Regions from separate parts of the Homo sapiens genome. Here all the other regions are linked to region 1. The links are chromatin contacts, found by Hi-C in ENCODE. All regions are on one chromosome and are shown on one strand. The core of a region is the stretch at or near the end of the contact, and the rest is flanking DNA. Distances in the headings are between cores, read along the strand shown. Region 1 has its middle 220 kb from the start of LINC01364. Region 2 holds the start of LINC01140 (long intergenic non-protein coding RNA 1140). Region 3 overlaps LINC01140 (long intergenic non-protein coding RNA 1140).

What was found. Hi-C counts contacts between places; a loop is a spot of excess contacts on that map. Pooled maps may share reads with other maps.
Region 2: a map with no recorded cell type shows a loop between it and region 1 (3-fold over the local background). The contact joins the promoter of LINC01140 here to the enhancer-like site in region 1. A Hi-C loop is called at or near these places in 5 of 37 single-sample maps with no recorded cell type and 3 of 50 pooled maps.
Region 3: a loop to region 1 is called in a map of GM12878, with 2.7 times the contacts of the local background. The contact joins two enhancer-like sites. A Hi-C loop is called at or near these places in 1 of 168 maps with a recorded cell type or tissue (GM12878), 9 of 37 single-sample maps with no recorded cell type and 7 of 50 pooled maps.

Annotation. Positions count from the first base shown.
Region 1 is chr1:87,592,943-87,597,785 of GRCh38, forward strand. No RefSeq gene overlaps it. Among named protein-coding and RNA genes, the nearest start is that of LINC01364, 220 kb to the left of the region's middle. Within about 2 kb of position 2,076, at least 3 of the 41 ENCODE cell types and tissues checked have a DNase peak (open chromatin) inside an H3K27ac peak, as active enhancers do.
Region 2 is chr1:87,127,489-87,132,331 of GRCh38, forward strand. It overlaps LINC01140 (long intergenic non-protein coding RNA 1140), which reads left to right and starts at 2,277. Exons shown (of 3, transcript NR_026989.1): 1 at 2,277-2,506.
Region 3 is chr1:87,150,212-87,155,054 of GRCh38, forward strand. All of the region lies in intron 2 of LINC01140 (long intergenic non-protein coding RNA 1140), which reads left to right. Among named protein-coding and RNA genes, the nearest start is that of LINC01140, 23 kb to the left of the region's middle. RefSeq lists enhancers at 964-1,562, 1,563-2,161. Within about 2 kb of position 1,985, at least 18 of the 41 ENCODE cell types and tissues checked have a DNase peak (open chromatin) inside an H3K27ac peak, as active enhancers do.

The sequences.
Region 1 (4,843 bases), core at 826-3,325:
AGTTTGAAACTTATATTTGGAATTTGTATATAACAGCATAGAGAACTATAACACCAATAGAAATCTATAAAAACTTAAAACTTGACTCATGGGAACTTTACGAAAAATATAAGCTACCGCCCTCATCTCTCTCACTTTACTTTGAGCCACTCTGCAAGTTTGTGGACCAGGAGGTGGGTACTACTACGTGAGCACACAGAACACCTGACTGGGAGTTGGCTCCCTCGCTCTGATACTATTTGGTTTTCTTTTTTTTTTTTTTTTGAGACAGAGTCTTTCTTGCTCTGTTGCCCAGCCTGTTGCCCAGGCTCACTGCAAGCTTCGCCTCCCAGGTTCACGCCATTCTCCTGCCTCAGCCTCCCGAGTAGCTGGGACTACAGGTGCCCATTACCACGCCTGGCTAATTTTTTTGTATTTTTAGTAGAGACGGGGTTTCACCGTGTTAGCCAGGATGGTCTCGATCTCCTGACCTCATGATCCACCCACCTCGGCCTCCCAAAGTGCTAGGATTACAGGCGTTAGCCACTGCACCCGGCCTACTATTTGGTTTTCACAAAGTCGGTGTGAGACACTGTGCAAGGCCCTGAAACACTGTAGGCTCTATTTCCTCTTTTGCAAAATAGGGATTGGACTAGAACCTGTGCAGCCTAACACCATGGGCTCTAGCCACATGCAGTCACTGAAATTTAAATGAATTCAATTAAATAAAATATAAAATTTAATATCTTAGTTACACTTGCCACATTTCAAATGCCTAATAGCCACATATGACTAATGATAATCATACTGGACCACACATATTTAGACCATATCCAGCACTGCAGAAAGTTCTGTTACATAATGCTGGACTAGATGATTTCTAAAGTTTTTTTAAATTTTAAAATTCTAGGAGGTTTTGGTTACATACAGTCCTGCTTAGCGTCTGAGTCATGGGGTGGCTTCAAAATAGTGAGGTTATAAAACAGTCCCTCAACTGTCTGTTAAATCTATATGGTGATGATAATCGTTTAACTCCAATGGATGGCATGGATACCAATTGTTGCCTAAGAAGTGTTGATTTTATTGTAAATGTTAAGCAGTTTGGTTAAACCAAAGTCTCACATTCAACCTTCTGTATCTATCTCAAAGGTTGTCCTCCATTTGAATACCCATTTTTCCAATCCCTACCAGGTATTTCTTTCTTTCTTTTTTTTTTATCTGAGATTAATCTCCCATAACATTTTCACAATCTTATGGGAAAAACTAATCTAAATGATAAGTAGTTTCTTTTTTCTTCTTCAATCTACCATAAAATTGCCAATGTGTTTTTAAAACCACTATTTTTATAGAACTTGTGTAAACACTGTTTTGGACTCCATCTGTTGAATCGGTCCCAGCCGCTAACAAGTATTGTTTGTGAGATGTGCCATCATTGGTGATGTGGAGGGGGTACAAACTGAGATGGCTTGGCAACATGCAGCACCACATAAATTAAGCCATTGTCATTGCTGTTAAGGAAAAGCACCAATGCCATTTAAGCTCTGCACAACTGAAGATGGAAGGAAAGTACCCAGCACTTGCTTTCTGAATCTTAAAGAACAAAATCATGAAAAAATACTAAAGTAGTTCCAAATTTCCAAGATATTTTTAAAAAGTAAGAAATCTGTAAGAGAGAGAAAGAGACCTCAACAGTTTCTAAAATTAACTCAACAAACGCTATCACCATGATAATGACAATTTCTGAAGATCAGAGCCTATCCAGTCAGCATCCTTTTTGAAACTTTTTCTCTGAGCAAGCAGAAGTTACAGAGCCCAACACCATTGTCTTTTCCACGTTGAAGCAACTATAATAAGACAAGTAAAATCTGAAGATACCTGGTTATTATAAATATGAGGCAATACCGGCCAACAGAATTGACGAGAATATTCAGTGAGATCCAGTGACTAATCCACCCAGCTTTATAAACTGACAAACTCTGACCTTCTTGCCTGCTCAGAGACTCTGCTTCTTGTCAGTTACGTGGTGTTGCCCTTATTACCATATTGCCCGTGTACTACGCTTAGAGCAGAGAAACTCTGGCCCTGGAGTGGGCTTGTGTCAACATTTTTATTGCAAATTCCCATTTTCTGGTCATTAAAAAGCTTTCGGCACAGAAGTAACTTTGCAAGAGTTCAAACTTTGAAAGAACTCATTTAATGGCTTAAAAATAACACTTGGGCCACACCCATAATTTAAAATGTTCTAGCTGGCTTTGTGGCCTGGGCTTTTTCAAAATGTGTAAACTGAAAATACGAAGGGACTTAGGACTTGGAGCAGTTCCAAAGATTGGTTTTTAGTGTTTGTTGAACTGGAATGAAGTTCCTTAATGGTAAGCTTTTCTTGCAGAAATGAAATTGTAGGATCAAATTAGTCAGAATGCTGTCTAGCTTCCACTGCAAAGGGGTCCCTCAATAACTTCCTCACAGGGTTATGAGGGAAGAATGGCTGGGCCTAGGCCAGGCTACATAATCTGGGGTCCCCAGTGCAAAGTTAAAATGTGGGACTCCTTGTTAAAAAAAAAAATTCAAGACAGTGACAGCAGAGAATTAAATTGAGTGCAAGGCCTAAGTGTGGGGCCCCAAGAGACTGCAGGGGTTGCATGCCCATGAAGCTGGCCCTAACGGGGCCTTTCCCCCACCTCCCTCCCTCTCTCCCTTCCTCTTTTTTCCTCTCCCCTCTTCCCTCCCTTCCCTCCTCTTTCTCTTTCTTTTTCTTCCCCTCCTATTTCCCTCCCCTCCTCTCCCTTCCCCTTCCTCTCCTCCTCCCTCCCGGTCTCCCCCTTCTTTCCCCTCCCTCCCTCCCTCCGTCCCTGCCTGCCTGCCTTCCTTCCTTCCTTCCTTCCTTCTTTCCTTCCTTCCTCCCTCCCTCCCTTTCTTCTTTCTTTCTTTCTTTCTCTTTCTAGTATTCTCAAGGTATGATAAGAATGTTTGTTGCTGTTTATAAAGCATTGTTATTAAGCATTATTGATTTAAAAATACTGTTTAATAACAACAAATGAAACACTTAAGAGATGATTTTCGGCTGGGCGCGGTGGCTCACGCCTGTAATCCCAGCACTTTGGGAGGCCGAGGCGGGCGGATCACGAGGTCAGGAGATCGAGATCATCCTGGCTAACACAGTGAAACCCCGTCTCTACTAAAAATACAAAAAAATTAGCTGGGCGTGGTGGCAGGCACCTGTAGTCCCAGCTACTTGGGAGGTTGAGGCAGGAGAATGGCGTGAAACCGGGAGACGGAGCTTGCAGTGAGCCAAGATCGCGCCACTGCACTCCAGCCTGGGCGACAGAGAGAGACTCCATCTCAATAATAATAATAATAATAATAATAATAATAATAATAATTTGATGGGGTTGTTAGGCTAAAATAAGCCCATTTTTCAGATTAAGGAATTACGTTAAGGCTCCACTGAATGGTTAACTGATTTTCATAAAGCTTTATAGGTCTTCACTGGTAGAGCTAGGATCACAATTTCATTCTCTTGATACTTAATCCTGTTTTGAGTAAAAGGATGTCACATATCACAAAGTTTAATTAGGAAAAGGGAGGAAACCTTGGACCAAGAAATAAAGGAACTATAATGAAATGAGGCTTTTTTTTTTCCTTTTTTCATAATTCTAGGATTGGGCCAAACTAACAGTCTCTGCAAAAACTTTAAAAGATCATTTTTATAAAACTCGTTTTGCTTCAGAAGACCACTCCTATAGTCTGGCTGAATCTGTGTGATATGAGATTGTGCTATAATTGGGCTTGTTTACAACTTGATAGACCAAAGAAGTGGAAAGGGCTAGCCATGGACTGCTATTCAGTACAAAGCAAAACTTCAGGAAAGACTAGATAATAGACTTGAGGTTTGAGGCTCATATTTGCTCACTGAAATAATACTATGGGTCCTGCATTTCTCAGTGCATTCCAAGGGTTGTTAATAATGTGTTACTTTAAAAAAGAAGCAACAGCTCTTTTTGGTCAATTAAGTTTGGGGAAACAATGACTTTGATAAAGTTAAACAACTTTGGGACATCTCAAACCTTTAATCAGCTCTGTGATTTGTGATTCCCCAAAGGGGTGTATAGCTTTCTAAACTTACTTGACCACAGAACCATCTAACCTTTTTTTTTCCTCTGAAGAATCTCAAGGGGCTAGTGCTCCACGGAACATGCTTTGAAAAATGATGCCTTGGATTGAAGAACCAACATCATTGATTACAGTCCTGTAGTGAGTTGAATTGTGACCCTCAAAAGATATGTCTTCAGAACCTCAGAACGTGATTGTATTTGGAATAAGGATCCAAATGTAGATGTCATTTATGTAAGGAGCTCAAGACGAGACTATCCTGGATTTAAAAACTTTAGAGTGAGCCTTAAATTCATTGGCCAATGCCCTTATAAGAGAAAGGAGGGAGAGATTTGAGACACAGAGACACATAGATAAGAAGGCCATGTAATGATAGAAGCAGAGATTGGAGACATGTTGCCACAAGCCAAGGAAGGCCAGGAGCCAACAGAAGCTGGGAGAGGCAAGAAAACATCCGCCACTAGCACCTCTGGACTTCGGCCCCCAGAAGTGGTTCTTTAATCTGAGGCATCTTTTTGGACTTCTAGGTTCCAGAGGCGTGAGAATAAATTTTTGTTCTTTGAAGGCAGCAAGGTTGTGGTAACTTGTTACCACAGTCCTAGGAAACGAATGCAAGTCCAATCAGTAAACCAGAACCAAGACTCCAAGAACCAAGTGCCTCCATCTGGGGCCCATGGAAATGTGGCCATCCTTGTTGGGACTGCTCTTGGGAAATGGGAGGTGGTTCACAAGAGGTTTAAGGCCTAGATAAACT
Region 2 (4,843 bases), core at 1,027-3,526, 470 kb before region 1:
TGCATGGGGCACTGTGCCATTAGAGACACAGGGGCTTATCTACCTCATGGAGCAGCTGTAGTTAGAGGGAGTAGCTGGTAGTAGAGCAGAAAAGCAGCCTGGTGTCTTGGAAGCTGAGCCAGAGGTCAGGAGAAGTGGGTCACTGCTCTCTGGATGGAGTGATTGATCCAACCAGAGCCAACCAATACAGTTGTGCAGGTTACCTGGAGCCTGGGCCCAGTGGGTGCTGACATCCAGCTCATCTCCTACTCACCACGCCTTGCTCCTTGCTGTAGAGCTGCACCCACTATGAGGAGGGAGAACCTTTTTCTGACTTGAACAAGGGAGTCACATGGCCTTGCTTGGAGGCTGACAGTGTGCGTATGGCGTGAGTGGGAGGGATGGGGCTGCATTCTTCTTTTTCTTAGAACACAGAGGTGTTGTTTGGGCAAGTGGTAGCCTAGAACTGAACCAGTAGATACTGGGGATGCAAACCTGAACAAGACTCTCATTCAAAGAGCTCACAGTACCTTGAGGAAGCAGACAGATATACAGAGTATTCTAACACGTGGGGACAAGGTGTACAGGACATCTCTATGGGTACCCACCCAGATGGGACTGGACAGTGGGGAATCAGAAGCTTTCTTGGGGATGATGTCTAAATGAGTCTTGAAAAGTGGAAGGGGTTGGGATGAGGGTGTAAAGAGTGAGAAGGCACTGAAGGTAAACAGAACTGCAAGATCAAAATCATGGAGGATGAAGGAGCATGGTCCAAGAGCTCTCAGGGAAGACGTGGAGATCCTGTGGGGGCTCCCCACTTCATGTTGTTGCAGTTGAAGACATTTTCAAGTATGAGCAGTTATTCAAATATGAACTAAGCGGGTGATACCCATTCCCTTCCCCAGTGACCAAGACTGGAGGGCTTGAGAACTCCAAGTTCCCAGCATGATGCTTGGCGTTTGAATGCTACTTTCTTCCCCTTCCTCACTTCCTCCTGCCCTTTGATTTTTAATATGAAAACATTTTAATATGAAAACATAAAATATATACATCTGTGTATCTTTCATAACATTCAAAAAAGAGCTAAAAAATGTGAAGTGAAGGGTAATAGCATGATGCTTTGGCCATGGTCGGCTCCCCATGATTTTGTGTCCCCGCTTCTGGGCTGGCTTCTTACAGCGGATTGCAGCTGTGCCCCAGCAAGAAGCTGGCCTCTCTGGATCAATCACTCCAGAAGCGCAGAGGAAAGGGGAGCTTGCCTCAGTAAGCAAAAGTCACCATTATCTGATTATCTTTAGGGATTCCCTACTATCTGGATAGCTAGTCATGACTAGAGAAGATTCTGCATGGAGACAATATATCATTTATTTGGCTTTTATTTTTACTGAATTCAGTGCTCATGGAAAGTGGCACATTGACAACGCTGCTTCCTAGCATGACATCACATAAATAAGTTTGAAGATACTGCTTAATAAGAACCCTTTAAAGATAAGAGAAATGGTAGAAAGAATTGAAGGATGCTGTTTCCTTTTTAATATCTGCCATGAATCATAGTCCAGAGAGAAGACAGCCGAGGCATGCAGGGACAAGACACTAGCACAGGGGTCAGGAGATGGGCATTCACAGTGGGTACAGCTCAGATCCCTGCCTTTGCTTTGGCCTGAGGCTGGGCAGACAGGGACATGGAAAGCTATGGGGCTGGTCTGAAGGGTAGGGTGGGGTGGTTAAGCCTTTGCTGGCACATGGCTTTGCAATCTTGTACACTGAATAAATCCATCAGAGCACTGCATCCACTCACCCAATTAGCCTGCACCTCATGAACACCTATTGTGAGGCCAGCACCATGGGGAAACTGAAAGAACCAGATATTCTACCACCATGGAGGAATGACCTCACCCTGGGTAGTAACTCTTCCCTTCTGCTCATCTACCCAAAGGTAAAAGAAAGTGCAAGTTTCCTAGTTTACATTGTGTTTCTTGAGGGAGAAAAGGCTCTTGGTAAAACAATGCCTTATTCCTTTCGTTTGGAAGTTCTTTCTGCAGAATACAGCTCAACTGGGGGTCCCCAAAAGGCCCCTGAATAATTTAAAAAAAAAAAGAGGTGGTGTCAGGCAAGGGCTTTAGGACGTAGAAGGTCACTTTTGGTTGTTGTCCTGTTGATCCAACTGCTTTACTAACTGGAGCTATTGCTCAAGCTGGAGGGTGAGGGAATGGGTGGGGCTGAGGCTGGGAGTTGCTCAGTAGTTGACCCCAAGTGATCTTGTTTGAGGAAAACTCCTGTGATCCCCCATCAGAATATTTTGAAAGTGGAAGAGTCTGCTGGCGGGAAGGGAGAAGAGTGGGAGGAGGAAATAAGCAACAGGCAGCTTCCTTTCTTGACAGATGGAAAATAAAGGGCCTGTGCACAGCTCGGCGAACTGCTCCGTGGACCTCCCAGCGGGGCTGCTTTCTGAGGTGATGGTCTCCTCGCTCCTTAGCCAGCCTGGTGGAGCCAGCTACTGACGTTGGAAAGGAGTTGGAGGATGGAGGTTTGTGGCCGGCAAATGAGAGGTGTCGGGGAGGGAGAAGAGAAAAGCAAGCGGGCTGAGGAAAAATGTAAGGGAGGGAGATGGTTCTTCGATGAAACCTCTGGCCTCTTTTAAACCATAAAGAGGTCTGGCTGGTTTGATTCCAGTCCATAAAATGGCTCAGTAGGATCTTAGGGATTATTTAGCTCAAACCCCTGAGAGGTGAGGAAACTGAGGCCCAGAGGTCCCACTTGCCTTTGGTCATGGGGTGAGTATGTAGCCCAGCAGGGTCCCAGCTCCTGTGAGCTGCGATTCATGGTGTTATCTTTGCTGGGGAGGCCTGAAGTTCCTTTAGCTTGTCCATGTGAAACAGAGGAAGAGCCCACAAGGAACGCATTCATCTCAGAGTTAGGTGACCTTGGCTTTGGGATCTAGTTGCTCATTACTTCCACTTTCCTTGCCAACATCTTTCCTAAGCCTTCCAGATCAGGGCACAGTACCACTCCCTTGCTGCCAGACAGGTGGCCTGTCGTGTGGGCAGGAAGGGGAGTTCAAGGCAAGCAAGGCCCACTGTGAACCCCCTGCTAGAAGTGCTCTCCCCTTCCTTCTTTTGGAGGTGGCAGTTACTAGGCAGCATGACCCAGAGGAGGAGATAAGCTGCCTCTGATAGGAAGGTTTTATCTTTGAGGTTATTGCAAATATGCCTGACTTCTTCATCTGGTTCTGTCCGGATCTGAACTGGTAGCCAGATAAACTGTTGGCGGTCCCATTTCATGTATTTATCAAGTCTAAACAATTGTCAGGAGGCAATTATCCCCCAGGAAGCCAATGGCAGATAAATAGTGTCCCGCAGTCTGGTTCCAGCCATGGAATCTGTAAGTTGTCCCTCCTTGCCCTGTGCAGATTTTCTCCTCTGTCCCTGCTGCCCTAAATTTTAAAGGAGGTTTGATGTTCCAACACGTTTGCTTTGGTGTTCTTTGCCCACAGCCCCAAATAAAATCTAATGGTTTTTATAGGTGGATAAATCCTTTTTAAAGGCTCTTTTGTTATCACCATGGGGTTTGTGAGCACTAAAACTGGATTTTAAGGGATCAGTGAAACCTTAGAATCACGGTTTGCTGTATCTGGAAGGAACCATGACCACTTGGTACAGACCCTTCAAGCGGTAGATGAAGAGGCCAAAGCACGAAGGGATTTGATGGCTTGTGAAGGCAACGTGCTCTTCAGAGTCGGGCAGACGTGCAGCTGAAGCTTGGTCTGGCCACTGATCTGCTGCCCGGCCTTGGGTAAACTCCTGGAGCCCCTATTTCCTTATTGATTACATGGAGATACCAATCCAGACTGCACAGTATTGTGAGAGGTAGTAAAACTGTTTCCCTCTGGTCGAGGTCAAACAGACAACTGGGGGGCAGAGCTAATGCCAGAACCTTAGTATCCTGGCTCCCAGGTCTTTATCCTTTCCATTATTCTGCAGGAGGTCTTCAGGCTACTGTTAAATAAAAAGTAAAGCTTCTACTTCGTTCCACCCAAAATTCTAGTTCAGTGTTTCCCAGACAGAGCACCTCCAGCGGGTCTGAGGCTCAGTTCTATGTGGAGACTCATGTTTATACGATGACAGCATCTATATTTTTTCTGGATGAACTAATAATCGACTGGCCATTGTATTTAGGAAAAACCAGACATCACCTCATGGACGTCTCATTGAAGGGGACCGTCAGTTATTCCATTCATTCTGGCAAATTTTCTTTTTAGCTTTGGTTGCAGCAGGAAGAGAGAGACGTCTGGGGGGCTTTTTGCCTGTTGGAAGGGCATCACTCGTCCACAGCTGGAGCCCCTGGGATGACCCATCCCAAGGTCCCAGCCTAAGTCTGAGGTTCCAGGGCTGGTCGCAGGCCGTCCTTGCAGCCCTCGCCAGAGCGTTGTCTGCACCTCCGACACTAGGTGGCGCCATAGGAACATCCTCGCGGCCCGAGGCGCGGTCGCAGCCGGGGAGCACTCGCCACGGTGCTGTGGAATTCTCTGGTTTTTCACGCAAGGTCAGGCGTCCTGCTGGCGCCCTCTCGCCACCCTGCCCTCCCGTCAGAAGCCCGGCTCCTCGCCGGGGAAGGCCGGATGCTGGCCCGCCGGGACCTGGGACTTGTGCCACATGGAGTGTCGGGAGTCTCCATTGCCGCGAGTTCTACACCACAGGGCCAGGCTGTTTGCTCCCCATCGGTCGCTGCCCCCAGCACCCTGTTGTTATTAAGGACTCATTTGCTTGGAGCGGCATCATTACAAGGGTGTGGGGTACTACATATACTCCCTATTTTTCTATTTTCGAAAGGCTGCAGGCGCGATGCACAGTGCGCTTGCACGGTG
Region 3 (4,843 bases), core at 735-3,234, 440 kb before region 1:
GCACCAGGAAAACATATGCTTCAATGCCAACTAAAACAATAATGAGGAAATGTTATGATCAGTCTTGACCAGATGACCCTGCCCATTTTAGATTAGTTCTTAATTTCAGCACAAGGGTCATCCTGTGAATTCTTACAATAAGTCACTGCTCACCACTCACATGAAAAAGATGTGACTTATTAGAAAACTCACTGTACTCATTGCAGTTAATGAGATGTGGAAAGCTTTGTAATTTGATTTGCTGGGCCATATGCTGTAAAGGGATACTGCTGATTTCATTCCTCCGTATTTAATTTAAGCTGTATGCAATACCTTCTTCATATGGCTACTTATATAATAAAAATTAACTTGGGGTATAAAAAATACACCATTGTGGGGTTTATGACTTGGTGTGGTTCAGTTTCAAGTGTTTTGCATGGAAACATCTGTAAGTAATGTGTGCGGGTCTAATTTTAAATCCCGCCAAATATTTTCCATTTAACATTTGGTTTAACTGACAGGCTTGCAGAGGTGGTTTTCAGAATTGTCGGTAACAGATATGTACAGTATTCCCAAGGCCGTAGCCTTTTTTTTTTTTAAAGGAAGATAGTAATTCAAACTTGTTTTTTTTTAAATTTTTTTAATGTTTACATTTCAGTAGATACAAATAGCAGTTCAGAATATGGCTACTCCTGTCCCTTGAAGACCCAGCTGCAGTTAAATCTATTACCCCCTAAAAAGAGTTACCTTGGTTTTGACTTTTGCTTCAACATCTGCGAGCTAGGACACCTGAGGCTGACTGGGAAGGTTGACCGTGGGAACGGGACCCTTCAGGACAGGGTCCTGCCTCCACAGTGGAGAGAGACAGGGAGGGAGAGAAGAGGGTAGGACTGAGAAGGGGGGCAATGTCCAGGGAGGTCTGAGCCTCCAGAGAGGCTCCGAGAATCCACATTCGGACTATTTTCCTACCGTTTAAAAATAAGTCTCACCTAACTCTTAGGAGAGGCCCAGGCCCCCTGAACTATCCCGATCTGCTCAGAAGCTGAGCTGTAAAACCATAAAACAGAACCTCTCCTTTCTCTACTGGGTAGGATTGCCAGATAAAATAGAAGGCCCCGAGTTAAATGTGAATTTCAGATAGACCACAAATATGTTTTAGTACAAACATATCCCTTGCAATATTTGGGACATACTTATACTAAAAATGTATTTGTGGTTTATCTGAATTCAATCTTAACTGGGCATCTTGTATTTTTACTTGCTAAATCCGGCGACTCTACCGCCGGGGTCGGACGTTGTTTGCTGACTGCATTCTATTCGTGGCCGCGGAGGCCTTATTTCAGGTTGTTTGATTCCGGTGGCTGACAATATGAAACAGCTTGAACAGGCAGGCCGGTGGGCAGAAGCCATAAATAGCCACCTCGGGGGGGCCCCCCTGGTCGCTGGGAGCGCCACGCTGCTCTGTTAATAAACATGCGCTCGCTGGAGTCCTCATCCTGGGGCTCGCGGAAGCGCTGACTCAGCACCGGGGCAGGGAGGATGCGGGGACCCCCAGAAACATAATTAAACTGTTTCCATGACTGACTTGAAAATAAAATTGTGTGTGGGAAGAGAAACTTGAGGGGGAAGTTAAACAACAAATGGAGAGGTGTGGAGTGAAACCTCAGGGAAACTGTTGGTTTTGCTTCAAGGGAATTGAATTGTGAAACTTGCAGTTGTGAAATTTCACTCGGTTGATTCTTGTGAGAACCGAAGTTTGTTTTAATTGTCAATTAAAGCGAATGGTGCTTGGGTCCCTGGGATCCAGGGAACCTCAGGGCGGTGCTCGCCTCTGCCCGGCAGCGAGAGAGGGACCCGGTGCGGGCCCGATGACAGGGTCGACCGCTGGGGGTCAGGATAAGCTTGCAGAGTGGCCCCGCCGCCGTCCTGAACTTTCTCGGGAGGGGAAGGCGGCTGTGTACAGAACAGCACGCCCTGGGAAGCAAAGGCCTGTCGGAGAAGTTGATGAAAGATGCACCTTAGGTGTCCCCGAGCAGGGCCGCCGGCCTCCCCAGAGGTTTCCTTGGCAGCCCTTATTTGTAAGGCAAATCCAGGCCCGCGCACACGTTGCTCGAATGTCAGGTACTAAATTGCCTTTATGAGAGTCGAGCAGGCTTGCCGATGACAACACTCTGATAACAAAAGAAGTGTGGCCTCGTTGAAGATTTTATGTAAAAGGAAATGATTCATTTGAATTCAGAAGGAGCCTTAAAACAGGGCAGAGACAGCCAAACCCTAGATTTTCTGCCTTATGACTTGTTTCTTAAACTTGTTAAAGAAAAAAGGGGAGAAAACTTAAACAAGAAAAGCTACCCCAAATCGCCAGCCAAGGTTTAGATTTTCGTGGGTTGCTATTTTCTTCAGATCAAGGTTGCCTTCTTGTTAACCCGAGACTGCAGCCGCAGAAAATTAGATTCCCCCCACTCAGGGATTAACCACATAGAACAGTTAGGGAATGTGGAGGTCTGGAGAGACTTGAGATCAACGAGTTCGAAACGTTTGAAAGAAAAAAATCTTCAGTGGTTTGAGAGCTTCACTAAGATACTTTAAAAAAAAATCAAAATTGCTCTTATTTAAGAGCTTTGGAGATCCAAATATAAGTCCCTTTTCTTTTGCCAAGAAGGCCCTTATTCATTTTGTGTGTCTTTAATGCTCAAAAGAGATGCTGGGATTCCTAGTCAATTCCTAAACAGGAGTCTGACAACCAACTATATGATTTTTTTTGCAAAGACCTTTTTTTTTCCTTAAAGCTTCAAATTTCTGTTCCTTTTGATGATGATATGTTGAAGAAGGAATCAGTGCCTTTCTCAGTAAGTGAATGACAGAAAGCCCTTACATCTTTTGAGTGGGCCAGCGTTTGGGTGGCAGGGCTGCTTGGATGGGGAGCGATGTGACAGGGCTCTTGGACAAACTGCTCCTTGGCTTAGGGATGGTTTATTTTGAACATTCATTCATTCACTTATTCAACCAGTGTTTATTAAACATTCACGGCCTCTGTGCAGGGCTAGGTGTGAGGGCTACAGTGTCTAATAACACAGAGTCGTGGTCTTACCCTCCAGGAGTCTGCAGTCTGCTGGGGAAGCCAACAACATGAGAAGGTTATTCTGCTCTACTGGAAAAGGCACTGATCTTGTCCTCTCTTTTTCTTCCAGAAGCAAGAAAAAAACCCAGATTGGTCAACACAGTTTTATAAACAAGTGGTACTTTAGCAACAGCAACCAAAGTCCTATTTAATTAGCCAGTGGAAGGTATCCATCTGTGATGGCCAACTGTTTCCTTTTTCCAAGGGGCTCATCTTCTCCTTTGGTGACCCAAAATGCCTTTTACTTTGAGCCACACCCTCTGCCTGAAATCCTGCAGGATAAAATGGGGATGGAGGTAGAAAGCAAGTGGATCACTTGGTACTGTCTGACTTGATAACCAGCTGTTGAATGGCCTGCCATGGCTTCACTACAAGAATGGGGAAACTGTTCTTTTACGTCTGGAAGAAGGAGAAGCCAGAAGTTTATTTAATCTTTTCTAGGCAACTTATTTTATTGCATTTTTAATTTCCTCTCTTGCATTAACATGACCCTTTTCACTGGCTTCCCACGCCTGGTACTTAATTACTTATCATTAGCAATGTACACGGGGGCCTTGCTGCATATTTATAAATGTGATCATTAGTACATGGAAAGACAAAGGCTTCTTTAAGACTGTCATTAGTTATTCTGTTTTCATGGAAATGTTCATTAGGAGAAACTACCCACCTGGTTAAATAATTATAATTAAGAATTGGTAATCTCCTTTGCATTTTTAACTTGATCTTCCGTCTGTTTGTGTGAAGCTAAACAAGCCTTATTTGGCAAGTATTCTATCTTTCATTTTCACAAGAATTGTCAACAAATACGTACTCTTTGTTTTTAACCTATAGGTGCTGACTGATTTGCAGCATGATAAATATAATTTTTGTAATTCAGCAGTTAATCTCCAAACACGTTAACCAGCTGTGGAATGGTGAGTCAGTGAATGGAGTTAAAGGATCTCTGGTTGATTTTATTTTCTGGACTTCAGTCAGTGGTGCAAATTGGACTCCAGTCTCCCAGTCAAACTTTGCAAAGGGTCCCCTTTAACTCTTCAACCACAGAGACACCACGCTGGGTGGCCACTGGCCACTGCTCCTTTGGGTGTGCCAGGCAAGACAGGTGGCAGTTGGATGGCCCGAGTCTTTGTGTGTCAGCATCTGAGTCTTTATGTGTTTGTGACTAGGGGTAACCACAGCAGTGTCATAGCTGTGGCCCTGCCAATGGCTAGTCAAATAGAGTCCACAAGCACTGTTTGAATTGCTAGCAAATGGTCATGCGGCTCGTACGTGGTTACGTGTCAGCTGAGCTGAAACAAACGAGGTGACAGAAACACAATAAGGGAAGCTCGGTTATGCTGCCGCCCACTCCCCTCTGCCCAGACTGGTTCAAGCCGCCACCCTGGACTGATGAGAATATGCCAGGGATAAACCACAACTGTGGGAAATGCTGGGTGGGGGCATAAATATCATCTGTAAACAATTAGGCAGCCACTGCTCATTCAGTGCCGTTTTGAGAAGCTAAGGAAGTCCGCAATCAGTTATATCTCCAATTACCATAAAAATATATTAGCCATTCATTCATTTATTAATGATTCATCAGTTAACCACACATAATGAGCAAATAATTAGCAGTGCTGTACGGTTGCCAAAATTGAAGAAGTGTTGGCATTTTAAAGATGAAAGGTTGAATTTATGCAGAAGTCTGGTGATGATAAAGTTAATATGGAAGATAATTATAAAAGTGGCTGTCCTCTATTACAG